Linked DNA regions of Homo sapiens: region 1 is linked to region 2. The links are chromatin loops, found by intact Hi-C in ENCODE. Cell type or tissue: GM12878. All regions are shown on one strand. Links, peaks and the distances in the headings refer to the core of each region. The heading gives the core; the rest is flanking DNA. Region 1 overlaps WIPI2 (WD repeat domain, phosphoinositide interacting 2). Region 2 overlaps TNRC18 (trinucleotide repeat containing 18).

The links. Peaks named below come from ENCODE experiments on the same cell type or tissue, not always from the same donor. Only the 100,000 strongest peaks of a DNase experiment are listed, where the experiment ranks them.
Region 1: a loop joins it to region 2, with 10 times the contacts of the local background. A loop is called at or near these places in 1 of 110 quality-filtered maps.

The regions. Positions count from the first base shown.
Region 1 is chr7:5,214,588-5,222,587 of GRCh38, forward strand. WIPI2 (WD repeat domain, phosphoinositide interacting 2) reads left to right here. Exons shown (of 13, transcript NM_015610.4): 4 at 1-117; 5 at 1,976-2,072; 6 at 2,503-2,600; 7 at 3,335-3,427. Among named protein-coding and RNA genes, the nearest start is that of WIPI2, 28 kb to the left of the region's middle. RefSeq lists enhancers at 3,714-4,913, 3,772-3,851, 3,862-4,571. In GM12878, for the core only: no CTCF peak of the experiment used is centred there; DNase peaks (open chromatin) are centred at 3,570, 4,294 and 5,015; H3K4me3 peaks cover 1,108 bases; H3K27ac peaks cover 2,993 bases.
Region 2 is chr7:5,325,591-5,338,396 of GRCh38, forward strand. TNRC18 (trinucleotide repeat containing 18) reads right to left here. Exons shown (of 30, transcript NM_001080495.3): 19 at 7,032-7,459. Among named protein-coding and RNA genes, the nearest start is that of SLC29A4, 49 kb to the left of the region's middle. In GM12878, for the core only: no CTCF peak of the experiment used is centred there; a DNase peak (open chromatin) is centred at 5,961; H3K4me3 peaks cover 318 bases; H3K27ac peaks cover 290 bases.

The DNA.
Region 1 (8,000 bases), core at 1-8,000, 110 kb before region 2:
GCCATCGTCAGCCTTAAAGCACCAAGGAAGCTAAAGGTTTGCCACTTTAAGAAGGGAACTGAGATCTGCAACTACAGCTACTCCAACACGATTCTGGCTGTGAAGCTCAACAGGCAGGTGAGCGCTGCCCCAGCTGGGTGTGGGCTTGTCTGTTGCTCCCTCCAGCACTCTGGGACAAGCCCACCCCACCGGCATGCCCCTCCGTCATTCCCTTGCTGCCTGGCCCCACGTTGCCGGGCACAGATCCTTGCCTACAGAGACCAGCTCTGTTTCCTCACCCACCAGCTTTGCTCAGCCCATTCCATTCACGACAAATGCCCGGGCCTCTGCCACACTGCTCCCATACAGGCGTCCCCGGCCCCACCCAGAGGGTGGATGGCAGTCTCTTTCACCTATTACCTGGTTTTGCTTTTATAAATGTTACTTAAAAAAAATATATTTGGCCGAGCACAGTGGCTCACGCCTGTAATCCCCACACTTTGGGAGGCCGAGGCGGGCAGATTGCCTGAGGTCAGGAATTTGAGATCAGCCTGGCCAACATGATGAAACCCCGTCTCTACTAAAAATACAAAAATTAGCCGGGCATGGTGGCAGGCACCTGTAATCCCGGCTACTCGGGAGGCTGAGGCAGGAAAATCGCTTGAACCCGGGAGTCGGAAGTTGCAGTGAGCCAAGGTCATGTCATTGCACTCCAGCTTGGGCAACAAGAGTGAGACTTCGTCTCAAAAAAAAAACTTACAGACTTTTTTTTCCTTTTGTAAATTGTTAGTTTAACTTTGAATTCAAGATGAAGGATTTATTACTTTATCTCCCCCTAAACTAATAAGACTGTCTGGCACAGAGGAAGGACGTGGTGGGTGGCATGTGTGCGTGTTTCACGCACGTGTGTGTGTCTCCCAGCTTGTGCTCACGCCCAGGGTAACAGCACCACCCGGGAGACCCCTGGCAATCTGATTCTGCCCGCACTCCCTGCAGGGAAAGCTGATTAGGCTGCTGGCTGTAGAGTGGACATGATGACAGCCAGTAGCTGCACCCTGAGATACAGTGACTAGGTGAAGTCACAGTAGAGACGTTCTTGCCTTACGCAGTTGAAACTAGGAAGTGGTCTGTTAACTGACATAGTTGGTTAGAATGGGAAATTATAAGACATCATATCTTGAGCATTTAAAAATTGTGTTCACGTCCAACTAATGTAGAGCTGGTCATCTTTCTTGCATAAGTTGTCTCAGCGATGCATCGTCTGCATGTCTACATTCATTTTCTTCCAAATGGAGCAGGAACTTGCAAAGTAATCTGAGTGCACAATAAAATGTTAGACCTTTTAAAACCCCCTTATTTTCATTTTACCTGTGCTGCACTCAGCATCAGTTTTAAAAAGCAAATCTTTCCAAATCTATTCACAGCACACTTGTCTTAGCTGTAGGTTAGCATTTGCCTAACACTAAACTAAATGGCCTGGTTAGAATTCCCAGTAGAGATGGGGTGAGTATGAGGGAGAGGTGCATCCGGCCTGGCTCCTTCTTGATTGTTGATGGAAAGCAGCTGTATCCTTGGCGCTTCTAACATTGGTCTGCATGGTGTTCTAGAAGGAACTAAGATTGTGAAGCCAACGCAGGGGTGGATCACCTGAGGTCAGGAGTCCAAGACCAGCCTGGCCAACATGGTGAAACCCCATCTCTACTAAAAATACAAAAATTAGCCAGGCCTGGTGGCAGTCACCTGTAATTCCAGCTACTTGGGAGGCTGAGGCAGGAAAATCACTTGAACCCGGAAGGCAGAGGTTGCAGTGAGCCGAGATCACACCACTGCACTCCAGCCCGGGTGACACAGCGAGACACTGACTCCAAAAAAATAAAATACAATAACAATAGAAGGAATGAGAGCGTCATAGTCCAGGAGTCAGTCAACTGGAGATTGGGGCAGGTATTGCACTGGCCGTTGCTTCACGTTTGGTTTCGTTTTGTCTCTCGCCTAGAGGCTGATAGTATGCCTGGAGGAGTCCCTGTACATCCACAACATTCGGGACATGAAGGTGCTGCATACGATCAGGGAGACGCCTCCAAACCCTGCAGGTGAGCTAACTTGTGAGGAGAGAATCCCATTTTTCTGATTTTGCCCTTGAAAGATAGCTATAGGTGAGAGAGATTTTTTCTTTTTATAGGTTCCGCAGATGAGACAGATTTTAAAAGTATTGATCCCAAACCAAGCTGCCTTCCTACTGATGCTGGTCATGTGACCACATAAGCTCATTGGTTTGATCAACTTTCAAGTTTGAGGTTACTGATCAGTTCAAACCAAAGGCCTTTAATCTCTTGACAATACTGGTATCACCTAAGGTGGGGATTTGGGGTTGCAGAACTTTCCTAACACAGCAAACAAGATTGTATCCAAGCTATTATTTGTTCCTAATGCTCTGTTAAATGAATGCTGAATTATGTCTGACATCCAAGAAGGAACTCTCAGGTGGAAGTTTGCATCTCGTCCTCCGTGTGTCATTTGCAGGCCTGTGTGCGCTGTCAATCAACAACGACAACTGCTACTTGGCGTACCCAGGGAGCGCGACCATCGGAGAGGTGCAGGTCTTCGATACCATTAATTTGGTGAGATGCCTTTCCTGCTCGAATAGCTCTCTAAAGTGTGGCTTTTTCCTGAAGAGGAGCACTGTGGTGTCCCTGGCATCCTGACTTGGCTCAGCAATACAACCGCTGCACTTTTTTGTTTGTTTGTTTGTTTTTGAGACAGGGTCTGGCTCTGTCGCCCATGCTGGAGTGCAGTGGTGCAGTCCTAGCTCACTGCAGCCTCAACCTCCTGGGCTCAATTGATCCTCCTGCCTCAGCCTCCCGAGGAGTTACAGTCATGCAACACCACACCCAGCTAATTTTTTATTTTTGTAGAGATGGAGTCTTGCTGGGTTGCCCAGGCTGGCCTCAAACTCCTGGCCTTAAGCCATCCTCCCGCCTCGGCCCCCTAAAGTGCTGGGACTACAGGCGGGTGCCCCGCGCCCAGCCCCACTGCTCTCTTCTCAGTAGCAGAGTAGGTCTGGCTCATTCTGCTTCTGGATCTGCTGCGGCGTTCAGAGCAGTGCTGAGCTCCTCGCCACGGGAATGTTTGAAGGAACATAGAAAACCTTAGGGATAAATTGCTTTGCTTTTTCTAAAGTTGGAGCAGCATTTCCTTGGATGCCCAGCCCCAGTAAATCAAGTGGGTTTGGCATTTGTTTGGACCGTAATGGTGTTTTAGGAACAGCTAATTGGCACTTGCGGACCAAGTGTCAGCCCTGGGGCGTGGGCGGTCACTGTGCGGTGGCCACTCTTTATTGGTGTCCCTTTTTCAGAGAGCTGCAAACATGATTCCGGCTCACGACAGTCCTTTAGCGGCACTGGCCTTTGACGCAAGTGGAACTAAACTTGCCACGGCTTCGGAGAAGGTGAGTCTGCTTTTCCCCGGGGGAGCACTGGTGCCAAGGCGTCCACAGACTTTTTCAGTTCTGTTCACACAGCCACCTTAGAGGCAAGGTCCTATACTTACCAGCTCCGGGAGAAGCAAAGACAGCCACCCACTTGTCAGGCCACAGGCGTGTACTGCCCGAGAGTGAGCGGAGCTTGCAGTGTGCCACTGGGACGGGAGAGCTGGTCCACATTTGTAGTAGAAAATACAGAAATGTCCAGAGGAGACAGAAGTGCCGTGTGTAACCACACCGCTCACCCAGTGTGTTTCTAAATGATGAAACTACCACATAACAGTAAAGAACCCAGACAGTGATGAAATGTGAAAAAGCAAAGACAGAATTCTATCCAGCCAGTCTGAACACATTTCAGTGTATTTCATTTTCTCTTTAGTCAACAAAATTGGGATCCTACTATGGGTATAATTTATCCTTTTTCACTCTGCATGACATTTGTCTAAGTTCAAAAACACTTGTAATGGCCGCGCAGTATTTAGTTGTGATTCATGTCAACATCACCCTTTTGGGACTTTGTTTCTAATATGTTGCTGCCGTAGGTAGTAGTGTATTTAAGTCATGTATCAATGTTTTATATGTATTTCTAACTATGAATTCAAGAGATTCCAGTAAGAAGAATGTCTGGCTTTAAAGGAGATGGCCTCTAAATGTCCCCGTGTACCTGTGACCGCGTGGCGAGGCTCCCTGGCCCCCAGGAGACTGAAGGCTCCTTGTTCTCTTCCTCATTTGGACTGTGCCTCTCTTTTCGTTTCAGTTCCTCTTTTCTTGAAAGTTGCGTCTTCCATTCTTCTGTCTTGAGGTCGCGTCTGTTCTCCCGCCTCCGTTTTCTCCGCTCTTCATTGGCCACCGATGACCTTTACTTTGATTTGGATATGATTTTGCTTCTCATTGAAATCCTAAAATAGCCTCCCCTTTCAAGCCATCTCTCCCCTCAAACTATTGACCAGAGAAGATACAATAAAACGTCGGCTCACTTCCTTAGCTTTCCTGCCTGGGCCTTTGTTCTTCAGTCTCACACCCGAGTTCTGTAATAATGATGTCACCGCTTATGGGTCACTTCTGGGTCGTGAATTATCCTGGATCTTTTATCTTCATTACCTCATTTGTTTCCCCTCAGCAAGGTAAACAGTTCTCTGTTTCATAGCAAGGGCTCAGAAAGGTTAAGCGGTGTGCCCGGGGCCGCCCAACTGGGCAGCAACAGAGGGGTCAGACTCCAAGTCTGACTTTGATTCTAATTATGCTAGACTATCCCAATAGCACCTTGTCCTTTTCTTTTCCCTTTGAAATGGCCCTGAAATTCTGTTACCCTTTGACTAATCAAAGTCTCACTGTTAATGTTTCTTTAGTAGCTCTTATAAAGGCCCAAAAGTACTTGATGGAATTTTAAGGCCCATAAAAATAGATTTTTTTTTTTCTGGACTATAAAGAGGAACCTTGATTGCTTGTACATGGAATGCTCTCATCTGTGGAGTGAGAGCAGCAAGGCCTTCCCAGCCCCGCTCTGTCCCAGGTGCTGAGGCCCCCTGAGGCCTGTGACTTAATCCTGCTTTCAAGAATCTTGCGGTCATGTGGCAACAAAACAACTCTTAATTAATTAGTATTGCACGGTAGACGTGCGCCACAAAATTATGTCTCATCTGAAAGTTTAGGCTGCAGAGGACAAAACCTTTGCCGTGGTTATTTTTGTATATGGATGCAGAAAATAGTTCATTCTCTAATTCTCAATGTTACAAGCTCAGTTTGTGTCCCTCCATCCAGAGAGAACCAAGTGTTCTCAAGTACCAGTTTTTTTTTTTTTTGAGACAGGGTCATGCTTGCTCTGTCACCCAGGCTGGAGTGCAGTGGCACAATCTCTGCTCTATGCAACCTCCATCTCCCAGGCTTAAGTGATCTTCCTACTTCAGCCTCCCAAGTAGCTGGGACTACAGGCACCTGCCACCACGCCCGGCTAATTGTTGTACTTTTTGTAGAGATGGGGTTTCACCCTGTTGGCCAGGCTGGTTTCAAACTCCTGAGCTCAAGCGATCTACAAACCTCAGCCTCCCAAAGTGCTAGAATTACAGGAGTGAGCCACTGTGCCTGGCCTATATTCTGATTTCTAATAGCTGTATACTATCCCATTGTATGAGTTTACCATAATTTATGTAAACAGTTCCTTGGTGTTCTACACTTAGGTCATCTGCTGCTTTTTGCTTTTTTTTTTTTTTTGAAACGGAGTCTTGTTCTGTCCCCCAGGCTGGAGTGCAGTGTGGTATGATCTCAGCTCACCACAACCTCTGCCTCCCAGGTTCAAGCAGTTCTCCTGCCGCAGCCTCCTGAGTAGCTGAGATTACAAGCGCGCGCCACCACACCCAGCTAATTTTTGTATTTTGAGTAGATGGGGTTTAACCACGTTGGCCAGGCTGGTCGTGAACTCCTGACCTCGTGATCCACCCGCCTTGGCCTCCCAAAGTGCTGGGATTACAGGAGTGAGCCACCACGCCCAGCCACTTTTTACTATTTACAAACACAGAGATAGTGCAGTGGCATGATCATGGCTCACTGCAGCTTCCACTCCTGGGACAACAGGAACGAATCATCAGGCTTAGCTGATTTTTTTGTTTTTTGTAGAGGTGGGGTCTTGTTATGTTGCCCAGGCTGGTCTTGAACTCCTGGACTCTAGTGTTTCTCCTGTCTTGGCCTCCCCAAGTGCTGGGATTACAGGCATGAGTTACTGCATTCAGCTTAGATAGTCTTTTCTTTCTTTCTTTCTTTCTTTTTTTTGAGACAGAGTCTCTCTGTAGCCCAAGCTGGAGTGCAATGGCGCGATCTCAGCTCACTGCAGCCTCCACCTCTGGGGCTCAAGCGATTCTCGTGCCTCAGCCTCCCAACTAGCTGGGACTACAGGTGCGTGCCACCACACCCACCTAATTTTTTTTTTTTTTTTTTTTTGAGACGGAGTCTTGCTGTGTCACCCAGGCTCAAGTGCAGTGGTATGATCTCGGCTCACTGCAACCTCCGCCTCCTGGGTTCAAGCGATTCTCCTGCCTCAGCCTCCTGAGTAGCTGGGATTACAGGCATGCGCCACCATGCCCAGCTAATTTTGTATTTTTAGTAGAGACGGGGTTTCACCATGTTGGCCAGGCTGGTCTGGAACTCCTCACCTCAGGTGACCACTCACCTCGGGCTCCCAAAGCTTGGGATTACAGGCGTGAGTCACCGCACCTGGCCCACACCCAGCTAATTCTTTTGTATTTTAGTAGAGATGGGGGTTTCACCATGTTGCCCAGGGTGGTCTCGAACTCCTCACCTCAGGAGATCTGCCCACCTTGACCTTCCATCAGCCTAGATATTCTTAACAGTTTTTATATTTAACAGTTTGAACCTCCTAAAATTTGTATAGTAGGAGGGTGAATGTTGAATAATTCTTCCTGCCCTGCAAATTTGGAATGCTACCCATTTTAAGGCCTTTCTTTCCATCAGTCTATTTCTTTTTGTGCTAATTTAATACCGTTATATCACTTGATAGTATTCTTTTAATATTAAAGCATTCAAAGTCCTGCTCGTTATTTTCTTGGCGCTTCTCTGTTTATTCCCCCAGATGTTCATGTCTGTCTCATCATCCACAGATCTGATATTAACTTGGGGGAAGTTGGCATCTTCAAGACACTTCCCATTAAAGCAGGCACATGCCGAGCTCCCTTGTATTCCTAGTTCTTTGTCTTAGTAAGATTTTCTTCATGTGCATCTTACCATTTGGTGAGTTGGGATTGACTCCTTATAAGGTAGTTGAGATTTCCAGCTAATCGGCTCTCTGGATCCGTAACTGAATTTAAAGTGGCAGGAAAGACCTTGGTGGGGTCCGAAGCCTCGTCAGACCACAAGGTCTTGCCCGTGTACCACACACAAATCCAGGCTTTTATTTTTTTTTTTTTTCCCCCCCCGAGATGGAGTCTTGCTCCAGAGCTGGAGTGCAGTGGTGCAGTCTCGGCTCACTGCAACCTCCACCTCCTGGGTTCAAGCGATTCTTCTGCCTCAGCCTCCCGAGTAGTTGGGATTACAGGCATGCGCCACCACACCCAGCTAATTTTGTATTTTTAGTAGAGACACAGTTTCTCCATGTTGGTCAGGCTGGTCTCAAACTCCTGACCTCTGATGATCTGCCCGCCTCGGCCTCCCAAAGTTCTGGGATTACAGGCGTGAGCCACCACGCCCGGCCCAGGCTTTTATTTTTAATAGTTTAAACTTCAGATGACTCAGAACAATAGAATGATATGCCACTTTTGCCCTGAAGACTGTTAGTGTTGAGAGTAAGTAGTCATTTAAAATAGGTTTAAAGAGAAGATTGAACATTAAGTCAACAATAGAACAGGGGAGTGTTTTTCTATGCTCGTGGCAAAAAGTGTGGAGATGATGTTCAAGGGGGGCCCTGGGGGACCCCAGACTCCTTGGTGGCCCAGGGCAGAGCTGTCCTGGAGATAGCCGTGTGGCGCATTTGCAGTCTGCTGTGAAAGATGGGAAATTCCTGTTTTAACTCAGCTCAAATTCTTCTTTTCTC
Region 2 (12,806 bases), core at 2,281-10,280:
TGTTTTTGTATTTTCAGTAGAGACGGGGTTTTACCGTGTTTGCGAGGATGGTCTCGATCTCCTGACCTTGTGATCTGCCCGCCTCGGCCTCCCAAAGTGCTGGGATTACAGGCATGAGCAAACGCGCCCTGCAATTTTTTTTTTTTTTTTTTTTTTTTTTTTTAGAGACAAGGTCTCGCTCTGTTGCCCAGGCCAGAGGACTGTGGCACCATCACCACTAAATGCAGCCTCGACCTCCTGGGCTCACGTTATCCTCCTACCTCAGCCTCCTGAGTAGCTGGACTACAGGTGCACACCACCACACCCAGCTAAGTTTTTATTTTTTTAGAGACAGGGTCTTGCTATGTTGCCCAGGCTGGTCTCAAACTCCTGGTCTCAAGCAATCCTCCCGCCTTGGCCTTCCAAAGTGCTGGGATTACAGGCTGTTTTTAACGTGTATTATCTTATTACTAGTATATATTACTTGTTGCCCCGTCTGCCCAAAAAAGACACCACTGAAGTGTATATATGTTGCAAGTTCCTCTCCAGTGACCCTCCTACCAACTCCACAGAGTCAGCTACTAGTAACAGCATGGTGTATCCTTCTAGAACTTTCCACAAGCACACACAACCGTGTAAATATGAAGGCTACGCAGACACAACCATGCACACACAGTATTTTAAAAAAAAAAAAGTGGGAATTTACCAACAGTCCTGCTTTGCAACGTTTCCCCTCAACATGACTGATACATATGAAAGGAGCTTCATTTTAACAGCAGCCTATTGAGCCAAGGTATGGAGAAACCCTAATGCACTTACTTTAACCACCCCCGCGATGAGAAGGGCCTGTAGGCTGCCTCCGTTTTTTCACTCTCTGTTTTGTTGTTGTTTTTGAGACAGGGTCTGGCTGTGTTGCCCAGGCTGGAGTGCCATGGCACAATGACAGCTGACTGATAGCCTCAACCTCCTGGGCTCAAGCAATCCTCCTGCCTCAGCCTCCCAAGTAGCTTGGACTACAGACATGTACCGCCATGCCCAGCTAAAAAATCTACACTTTCTAAAAGGGACACGTCTAAAACAAATGGCCATTAGCTGGGCATGGTGGCGGGTGCCTGTAATCTCAGCTACTCGGGTGGCTGAGGCAGAATCATCACTTGCACCCGGTAGGCGGAGGTTGCAGTGAGCCGAGATCGCGCCACCACACTCCAGCCTGGGCAAAAAAGAGCAAAACTCCGTCTCAAAAATAAAATAAAATTAAGGAAAAAAAAAAAAAGGCCAGGTGCAGTGGCTCCTGCCTGTAATCCCAGCACTTTGGGAGGCCGAGGCGGGCGGATCACGAGGTCAGGAGATCGAGACCATCCTGGCTAACACGGTGAAACCCCATCTCTACTAAAAATATAAAAAAGTAGCTGGGCATGGTGGCACACGCCTGTAGTCCCAGCTACTCGGGAGGCTGAGGCAGGAGAATCGCTTGAACCAGGAGACGGACGTTACAGTGAGCCGACATCGTGCCACTGCACTCCAGCCTGGGCGACAGAGTGAGACTCTGTGTCAAAAAACAAACAAACAACAACAACCACCAAAACAAATGGCCAAGGCCAGGAGAGGTAGAAAAGTAATAAATAAAGATAACAATGGTCAAATGCTACCAAGACAACAACAGAAGTCACAGCGTCCATATCCAAAATGAAAGTCAAAGCAGAGAGCATTAAAAGAAACAAAAAATGGTATGTTCTAGGGAAAAAGAATATACAGTTTAATCCCCATTTTGGGGGGGAAAAATATATATGTGTGTGTTTGTGCGTGTGTGTGTGTGTGTGTGTGTGTGTGTGTGTGTGTGTGTCTGTGTGTTTTATTTTCTTGTTGCTGCTGAACTCTTTAATGCAAGTCATCCTTCTGGAATCAGAGGCATCTTAGGCGCTGAAAGAATGTTAGTGGCGCTGTCCCCTTATCTCTGGGATCCGTCATTAAGCAGATAGCTGCAGCTCCTGGTACATGTCCCTGCAGCTGTACCCACAGGGAAACAAAAGGAAATGACAGCAGAAAAAAAAAGGCCTGAATGGATTTTTCTTTTCTTTATCTTCCAAATTACTGTTATAATCAGATAAAGCCAGTAACTGTTTCTTTCCCTTTGATCTGAAAACCCACGGCTGGGTGCCTTCCCCTACTTTTTTGTAAAAAAAACATAAAGTAAATAAGAAAATAACTTCCGACGTGATAGAAGTTCTGTATGCAAAACAGAGACGCTGCCTGCTTTGGTAACTATGACAGCAAAACACCATCACCACCCAAACCACCAACCGCCAGCAGGGTCAGTGGCAGGAGACAGGCAGGCAGTGGGATGGCATTCAACCATTTAAAAATACTGACAGCCAGGCGCGGTGGCTCACGCCTGTAATCCCAGCACTTCGGGAAGCCAAGGCAGGCGGATCACTTGAGGCCAGGAGTTCGAGACCAGCCCAGCCAACATGGTGAAACCCCGTCTCTACTAAAAATACAAAAATTAGGCGTGAGGGCACGAGCCTGTAATCCCAGCTACTCTGGAGGCTGAGACAAGAGAATCACTTGAACCCGGGAGGCAGAGGTTGCAGTGAGCTGAGGTTGCACCACTGTACTCCAGCCTGGGCCACAAGAGTGAGACTCTGTCGCAAAAAACAAAAAAAATACTGATGTCCAGGTGTGGTGGCTCACGCCTGTAATCCCAACGCTTCGGGAGGCCAAGGCAGGAGGACTGCTTGAGCCCAGGAGTTCAAGACCATCCTGGGCAACATAAGGAGACCCCACCCCATCTGCACGAAAATAATTTTTTTTTAATTAGTCAGACGTGGTGGTATACACCTGTAATCCCAGCACTTTGGGAGGTCGAGGCAGGAGGATCACTTGAGCCCAAGAGTTTGAAACCAGCCTGGGCAACACAGTGAGACCACCTTCCCCGCCGCCGCCTTTTTTTTTTTTTTGAGACAGAGTCTCGCTCTGCCACCCAGGCTGGAGTGCAGTGGCACAATCTCGGCTCACTGCAACCTCCGCCTCCTGGGTTCGAGCGATTCTTCTGCCTCGGCCTCCCGAGTAGCTAGGACTACAGGTGACCGCCACCACACCCGGCTACTTTTTTGTATTTTTTTAGTAGAGGCGGGGTTTCACCATATTGGCTAGGCTGGTCTCGAACTCCTGACCTCGTGATCCACCCGCCTCGGCCTCCCAAAGTGCTGGGATTACAGGTATGAGCCATTGCGCCCGGCTGAGACCACCGTCTCTTATTAAAAGAAAAATTAGCAAGGTGTGTTGGTGTGCCACTGTGGTCCCACCTACTCAGAGGAGACTGAGGCAGGAAAACTGCTCGAACTTGGAAATTTGAGGCTGCAGTCAGCTACAATCACCACTGCACTCCAGACTGGGAAACAGAGCAAGACTCTGTCTCTTATAAATAAATACAATAAAAATATTGATAGAAGGCCAGGCGTGGTGGCTCATGCCTATAATCGCAACACATTGGGAGGCTGAGGTGGGCCGATCACCTGAGGTCAGGAGTTCGAGACGAGACTGGCCAACATGGCGAAACCTTGTCTCTACTAAAAATACAAAAGTGAGCCGAGCATGGTGGTGAGCGCCTGTGATCCCAGCTACTCGGGAGGCTGAGGCAAGAGAATCGCTTTAATCTGGGAGGCAGAGGTTTCAGCGAGCCAAGATCTCACCACTGTACTCCAGTCTGGGCAGTAGGACAGATTCTGTCTTTAAAAAAAAAAAAAAGATAGAAAATAAAAGTAAAAGCCCATCCCATGTGGCAGTACACATGATATAACACAGACTGAACTAAGTCTGAAAAGCAGAATACAGCCAGGAGCGGTGGCCCACAACTGTAATCCCAGCACTTTGGGAGGCTGAGGTGGGCAGATCATTTGAGGTCAGGAGTTCAAGATCAGCCTGACCAACATGGTGAAACCATGTTTCTACTAAAATACAAAAATTAGCTGGGCATGGTGGTGGGCACCTGTAATCTCAGCTACTTGGGAGGCTGAGGCAGGAGAACTGCTTGAACCTGGGAGGCGGAGGTTGCAGTGAGCCGAGTTTGTGCCACTGCACTTCAGCCTGGGCGACACAGTGAGACTCCGTCTCAAAAAAAAAAAAAAAAAAAAAAAAAGGATAGCTATCTGTCCAAGGTTACAGCAGGGAATGATCAATAGAGTTGGGCTTTGAACACTGGGGACGTAGCTTTAGCTTCAGTTCTGGCTCCTTAACCACTGGACTACATTGCCTCTTTGGGCCTTTCCCAAGAGTTCCTTCTGTTGGAGGCCCAGGGTTTCCAATTCCTGGCATCTGAACAGCTGAATACCCAGCTATTATATCCAGCTATAATACCAGAGGCTCACCCAGTGTCTGCCTTTTGATACTGTAGCAGGAACCTGGAACAGAACAGATTCATTGTTGACAAATGGAGGCTCAGACACCCAAGGAAAATCACCCCACATCTCAGCATCCCAAGAACAGACACTGTTAATGTGTGGTAGGTGCCCCCCAACACACCCAGCTAATTTTTTTATTTTTAGTAGAAACGGAGTTTCACCATGTTGACCAGGCTGGTCTTGAACTCCTGACCTCAGGTGATCTGCCCACCTCGGCCTCCCAAAGTGCTAGGATTACAGGAATGAGCCACTGCAAACAGCCTTTTTCTTTATTTTGAGACAGAGTTGTGGGTTCTGTTGCCTAGGCTGGAGTGAGGCAGTATGATCATAGCTCACTGCAGCCTTCACCTCCTGGGCTCAAGCAATCCCCCTGCCCCAGCTTCCAGAGTAGGTGGGACTATAGGCACTGATCACCACCACTCCCAGCTAATTGTTTTTTTGTTGTTTTTTTTTTTTGGTAGAGGCAGGGTCTTGCTGTGTTGCCCAGGCCAGTCTCAAAACTCCTGGCCTCAAGGGATCCTCCCACCTCAAAGTGCTGGGATTGCAGGCGTGAGCCACCGCAGCCAGTCTGGTGCCTGTCCATATGTGAGCCACCTATAGAGAGCGGTTCATAGGAGAAACCCACTTCACACAGTCCTGCATGGTAAGTGTGTGAAGTGAAGGGGTTAGAACATGTCTGGGCCTACTATGTGCTACCTGGTAGCATTATTATTTTATTTTTGGAGACAGAGTCTCACTCTGTCGCCCAGGCTGGAGTGCAGTGGCACAATCTCAGCTCACTGCAACCTCCGCCTTCCGGGCTCAAGAGATTCTCCTGCCTCAGCCTCCTGAGTAGCTGGGATTACAGGCACCCGCCACCATGCCTGGCTAATTTTTGTATTTTTTAGTAGAGACAGGATTTCGTCATGTTGGCCAGGCTGGTCTCAAACTCCTGACCTCAAGTGATCCACCCACCTTGGCCTCCCAAAGTGCTGGGATTACAGGTGTGTGCCACCGTGCCCGGCTGAATCATTATTATTATTGTGACTAATTGTGACACCTGTCCTGCAAGGCCTTCAAAAACCTGAGATGGCCTCTGCCACCAGGAGACAAGAGCACAAATCCAAGGTGCCTATGGATGGTGCTTACACTGGCCCCTTCCTCACTACTACCCCTTTGTCAGGAAATCAATGTGACTCTCATCTTTTTTGTGATCTTCTCTAGAATGTCACCCTTATTTGAGGGTTCCTCCTATATCAAGGGCTCAGGGTGGAGAGGTATTTTGACAGAATACCGTCAAAACCTAGCTGTTAAGTCTGAACGCATCCAAATAGGAGGAGGAAGCAACTGGCCCTCAGCTTCCTAGTGGCCAGTGCAAAAAGGGTAACAGGCCCGATTATAAAGTTGTCTAAAAGCAAGTTTTCTTAATCTGGGGTGTTCATAGAGAGAATTTAGGAAATCTGTAAATGGGTAGGAAAGAAAATCCCACCTGCATTTTCACATTTTAACCTCTAAAAAAAAAATGGGGTTTTCCTTCAGGTGAGAGTGGAGGCCACAAACCACAAAAGTACCAGCAGCGCCGGTGAAACCACAGAGTCTTGCAGCAACGGAAACCACAGAGACTTGCAGCACACAATAGTTACTCCAGGGACCTTAAAACATCCTTTACACTGCTTCAGAAGTACAGCACTAGCCGGGTGCAGTGGCTCACGCCTGGAATCTCAACACTTTGAGAGGCTGAGGCAGGAGAACAGAGTTTGAGACCAGCCTGGGCAATGCAGCAAGACCTTGTCTATACTTAAAATTTAAAAATTAGCTGGGCACGGTGGTATGCACCTGTAGTCCCAGCTACTCAGGAGGCTGAGGTGGGAGGGCTGCTTGAGCCCAAGAGTTCAAGGTTGCAGTGAGCCATGATCACAGCACTGCACTCCAGCCTGGGTGACAGAGTGAGACTCTGTCTCTAAAATATAAAATAATAAAATTTTAAGTACGGTATTTACTAGACCCATTGGCAGATGTGTTTATTAATTAAATACATCCCTAAAGGAATGTATAGGTACCATATCACAGAAGGGTCTTTTCAATATTTTGATAACTATGGTCACTATCACTGTCTTCCTTTGGGGTCCCAGGTATCTTATTCACTTTTTAAAGTCGTCTTCTGAGACAGGAGAAAAGAGAGTAAGGACCTCTGTAAGATACGGGTGGTCAAGCATGGTGGCTCATGCCTGTAATCTCAGCATTTTGGGAGGTTGGGGCAGAAGAATCACTAAAGGTCAGGAGTTCAAGATCAGCCTGGGCAACATAGCGAGATCCCCTCTCTACAAACAATAAATTAGCCAGGTGCAGTGACATGTGTCTGAAGATCCAGCTATTTGGGAGGCTGAGGCAGGAGGACTGCTAGAGGCCAGGAGGTAAAGGCTGCAGTGAGCCATGATCAGGCCACTGCGCTCCAGCCTGGTGACAGAGCAAGAGTTGACTCTTAAGAAACAAAGGAACAGGTGCCCAGCTCCTGCTGTGGCTAAGTCCTAGCAGGGGCTCCGGGCGGGCCTGGAGCCGAGTACATGGTTATTAACAGTGAAGCCGCTTCCCTAGGCTGGGAGGGGAGAGGGCCCCTCCCTCACGGAACCCCAGGGACCCTTCTGCGGCACCCCCTCCCAGCGCGGCCCCTACCTTCCTGGGGTCCTTCCTGTCCTTTGCACGCCCGGCGTCCTTGCGCGGGCTCAGGGGGCCGCCCTTGGCGCAGCGGCTGGTCTTGGTGGCGGGCGCGGTGCTGACGGGCGCAGGTGCAGCAGCCGAGGCGTCGTGCAGGAAGATGCGCTCGCTGCGGCGCCGCGTCCACAGGTCGTCGTCGCTGGCCTCGGGCCCCGCCTCGAAGCCAGGCTCCTTGGGGCCCCGCAGCTTCCGGGCCTTGCGCCCCTTCTCCACCGCCAGCTTGGCCTTGTCTGGGCTGCTGGGGTCGGGACCGCGGGCGCCAGGCGTGGGTGCGGCCAGGGAGGGTCCCGGCTCCCCCAGCCCCTTCTTGGGCCGCAGCAGCCCCGCAGGCGACCGCTTGCGCACCTTGACCTCGCTCTCTGAGTCGGTGTACTCGAACTCTGTGCCTGAACGCGGGAGGAGGGCGTGCTGGTCACAGCCTCGTGGGGACCCCTTCCCTCCCACCCAGCCACATGGACACCATTCCTCCCCGGCGGGACCTCCCCGCCAATGGCAGCGCTTCTGCCCGTTTCCAGGAGAGGAAACTGAGGCCCAGAGGAGAAAGACTCATCGGGACCACGCCTGTCCCTACGCCTGTCCCTACGCCGCCTCGGCTGCCCGGACGCTGCTCCCAGCCCCTTGCCCCATGGGAAGATCCTGGGCCCCTTGAGCTCCTCCAAAACCCCATGTGACTTGTGGAAATCCCAGAAGCCAGGGCAGCTGGGCAGGACGGGCCCCACACCTGCAGGGCAGCAGCCCTCTAAGGCAGGCAGGCGGGGAAACCCGCAGAGAATCCCCAAGCCCCGCTCGCCTTCTCTCCCCCGTTCTTGGTGCTGCCTGTCGGAACTGGGTGGTCCCAGGAATCGTCCACTCCCACTGCCCTCTCTACACGACATGGCCACCCCAGCAGCCCTCCTCCCACCCCAGGCCCCACCCATTGCACAGCCAAGGCCCTGCTTCCCTCTGTCCTGGATCCTGGGTCCCAGCTCCCGGGCTGCTTGAATGCACAGCCTCTGAGCACAGCCACCCAGCACTCGCCCAGCACCCACCATCCCCACTCATTCCCAGCTGCAAGCTTTGCTCTCTGCCATCCCCTATGCACAAAGCACCAGCTCCCCCGACCTCTCCTTGGAACGGCGCTAAGTCCTTCAGAAGGAGACCCACCCCACAACCCGGGAAGTCCTCTATGGCCGCACCTCTGTTGTCACAGGCAATGCCACACCTTCGCATTTCTGTCCATGCCCAGGTCCCAGCTTATCCCAGCCTGCCCTGACCCTGGGAAGCAGATCCGAGTTCTCTGGGATCTCCAGCTCAAGCCCCAGGTCAGAGCTGGTGTCCAGGAAAAGAGTGTGAGTGAGGCGTAGATGGCACTGCTCCCCAGGACAGGGGCTCCAAGGTGCCTTCACTCAGGGATGCAATCTCTATGACAGTCCCTTGCGTTAACAACCTCAGGGAGAGCCAGTGGTCTGCCTTAAATCCTCCAGCACAGGAGCCGAAAAGCCAAGGCCCAATCCCAGGCCTACTGACCCCGGGGGGCAGCCGTGAGAGGCTTGCTCTGCACTGCCCCGGTAGATGAAGCCACAGCAACAGGGGCTGGCGGGGGCTGCCCAGTGGGAAAAAGTCACCAGCAAAGTGTAATAATCCTATTAATTAACTTTTTTTTTTTTTTCTTGAGACGGAGTCTCGCTTTGTCGCCCAGGCTGGAGTGCAGTGGCGTGATCTCGGCTCACTGCAAGCTCCGCTTCCCGGGTTCATGCCATTCTCCTGCCTCAGCCTCCTGAGTAGCTGGGACTACAGGTGCCCGCCACCACGCCTGGCATTTTTTTTTTTTTTTTTAGTAGAGACGGGGTTTCACCGTGTTAGGCAGGCTGGTCTCGAACTCCTGACCTTGTGATCTGCCTGCCTCGGCCTCCCAAAGTGCTGGGATTACAGGTGTGATCATTAATCTTTTGCTAACAAGACTTTCCAACTTTCCACTGTGCAAGGAGGCAGCAAGGGGCTTTTGAGGCTGATGTGGGTGCAGGCCACAGGCATGAGCGCTCTGCTCTGGGTATGACAGAATGAGGTACCACCCCGTAACAGTCCCCCCAGAGATCCACTGGAACACCTGGCGTACGTAATCCTTCACAGGCCCATTGTGTATGGTGCAGGGAGGGACAGTAGACAGAGAGGAGGCTCACGTGGAAGGCAGAGAGTGAAGTCACAGGAGGCAGATCTCCCTGCACCCTCTACCCTGGCACTAGACACGGTCTTCTTGGCACACACAGCAGGGAAGGTGGGGCCCACATAGAAAAGAAATAGAGTCCCGCTGACCTCAGCACCAGGAAAGAGAAGTCTAGAAACTGGCAACACAGAAGAGAATAGAAAGCGAGCCAGTGGCCAGGCACAGTGGCTCACAACTGTAATCCCAGCCCTTTGGGAGGTCAAGGCGGGCGGATCACCTGAGGTCAGGAGTTCAAGACCATCCTGGCTAACATGGTGAGAAACCTGTCTCTGCTAAAAATACAAAAATTAGCCGGGCATGGTGGCGGGTGCCTATAGTCCCAGCTACTCGGGAGGCTTAGGCAGGAGAATCACTTGGACCCGGAGGTGGAGGCTGCAGTGAGCAGACATTGCACCACTGCACTACAGCCTGGGCCACAGAGTGAGAATCTGTCTCAAAAAAAAAAAAAAAAAAAAAAATTTGGCCAGGCACAGTGGCTCACACCTGTAATCTCAACACTTTGGGAGGCCAATTTGGGCAGATCACAAGGTCAGGAGTTCAAGACCAGCCTGGCCAACATGGTGAAACACCATCTCTGATAAAAATACAAAAATTAGCCAGGCATGGTGGTGGGCACTGTAGTCCCAGCTACTCAAGAGGCTGAGGCAGGAAATTGCCTGAACCAGGAGGCAGAGGTTGCAGTGAGCTGAGATCGCGCCACTGCACTCCAGTCTGGGTGACAGAGTGAGACTCCGTCTAGAAAAAAAAAAAAAAAAATTAGAAAGGGAGCCAGAGAGAGGTCCCCATGCTCTCTCTCTCCCCAGTGTCTCTAAATGGCCCTGAAACTACCTATACACAGAATAGACTCCAAGCAGCCCAGGGCTCAGCAAAAAGTGATCTGAACAGAGGCCAGAGATACCACCTAAGAAACTGGACTTCAAGTCCCACCAAGGAAATATCTGCTAAAACAAAGGAGATCATATTCACTGGAAAAAAAAAAAAAAAAAAAAAAAGGCATTCTGACTCTCCACAACCTCAGCCCCACAATGTCCAAGATACAGTCCGCAATTACTAGACAAGGCCATTCACAGTGGCTCACACCTATAATCCCAGCACTTTGGGAGGCCAAGGCGGGCAGATCACTTGAGGTGAGGAGTTTGAGACCAGCCTGGCCAACATGGCAAAACCCCATCTCTACAAAAAATACAAAAATTATCTGGGCGTGGTGGCATGCATCTGTAATTCCAGCTACTTGGGATGCTGAGGCACAAGAATTACTTGAGCCCAGGAGGCGGAGGTTGCCATGAGCAGAGATCACACCACTGCACTCCAGCCTGGGCAACAGAGCGAGACTCTGTTTTAAAAAAAAAAAAAAAAAATTACTAGACAAATGAAGAACCAAGAAAATGCATCACATTCCAGAGAGAAAAAAGAAAACCAACTAAACGTGACCCTGAGATGAACCACATGTTGGAAAGAACAGCCAACGATTCTGAAATCCTCAAAGAGGTGAAATAAAACTTGTTTTCAATGCATGAAAATTTCACCAGAGAAATAGGAAGGACAAAAAGAAACAACAGAAAAGAACCAAATGAACCAATTGTAAGTATAGAACTGGCTAGGCACAGTGGCTCACACCTATAATCCCGGAATTTGGGAGGCTGAGGCAGGAGGATCCCTGAGGTCAAGAGTTCAAGACCAGCCTGGGCAACATAGCAAGACTCTGTCTCTACAAAAAATACAATAATTAGCCAGTCATGGTGGCATGCACCTGTGGTCCCAGCTACTCAGGAGGCAGAGGTGGGAGGATCACCTGAGCCCAGGAGGTTGAGGCTTCAGTGAGCCATGATTGTGCTACTGCATTCCAGCCTGGGTGACAGAGCAAGACCCTGTCTCAAACAACACAAAGAAATTATAAAACTGAGAAGTACAATTTCAGAAATAAAAAATCCATGGAGGGGATCTAAGAGCTGAATGGATATGATTAAGAGAAAAGTAAGCGAGTGAGTTTATGAGTTTGGGTGTGGGGGAACCAGCCTCAGAGACCTGTCAGATAACAAATGGTAAAATGTATGTTAAACAGGAAAAGAAAGAACAAGAAAAAATGCTTGAATATTTGCTTTTCCTCAATAGCTGAAATCTTCCCAAATTTGATGACAAACAGAAACTTGCAGATGTTGGGTGTCAGATAAACACCAAGCAAAATAAACATCAACAAATCCGCCACGAGGCATGCCACAGTCAAACGGCTGACAAAGATAAACACGAACCCCCAGGAACAACAAGAAAAATGTAACCTATCACTTCCAAAACAATCGTCTGATTAATGGCGAACTTCTCATCAGAAACCAGAGGCCAGAAGAGAGCAGGATATCTTCTAAGGACTCAAAGAAAAAAAAAAAACTGTCAACCCAAAATTCTATATCCAGTAAAAACAACACTGAAGAATGAAGGTGAAATAGAAACATTTTCAGGTAAGAGAACACTAAGAGGCCGGGCATGATGGCTCACACCTGTAATCCCAACTACTCGGGAGGCTGAGGCAGCAGAATCACTTGAACCCAGAAGGCGGAGGTTGCAGTAAGTCAAGATCGCGCCATTGCACTCCAGCCTGGGTGACAGAGTGAGACTGTTTCAAAAAAAAAAAAGGAACACCAAGAAAATTCCTCACCAGCAGCTCTACAAGGCAAAACTGCTAAATGAAGTTCTTTGGGCTGAAACTGCAGGAAAACTGGAATCCTCAGACAAGAATGAAAAGCAACAGAAATAATAAATATCTGAATAAATACAAAAGACTTTGTTCACTTTTCCTCTCAATTTCCTTATAAGCCATTTAAATGATTAAAACTAAGTTTGTGGTCGGGTCCGGGGGCTCATGCCTGTAATCCCAGCACTTTAGGAGGCTGAGGCGGGTGGATCATGAGCTCAGGAGTTCAAGACCAGCCTGGCCAAGATGGTGAAACCCCATCTCTACTAAAAATACAAAAATTAGCCAGGCGAGGTGGGAGGTGCCTGTAATCCTAGCTACTTGGGAGACTGAGGCAGGAGAATCGCTTGAACCCTGGAGACGGAGATTGCAGTGAGCCAAGATCACGCCACTGCACTCCAGCCTGGGCGACAGAGTGAGACTCCATCTCAAAAAACAAAACAAAACAAAACTAAGTTTGTAACATTGTCTTTAGGGGTTGATACCATGTGAAAAAGTATTACATATAATATAAAATATGAGGTATGATATGGACTTACAAAGTTGCAAGATTTCTGTATTTTATGTGAAAAAAACATGGTAAGTGGATGTAAAAAGGAATGTATATTGTTATCTCTATTTTCTATTTTTAAAAATGACAAAATGATACTGAGAAAGCTAACAGGAAAATTAAAATGGAATTCTTAAACATATTCAAATAAATTTGTTTAAAAGGCAAGGAGAACCAAAAATTAGACAAAAAACTAAAGACTAAGACACTAATAAACTGAAAGGCAAAGCACGAAAAAGGTATACCACGCCAATTGTAACCAAGAGAGCTGGCGTGGCTATACTAATAACAAAC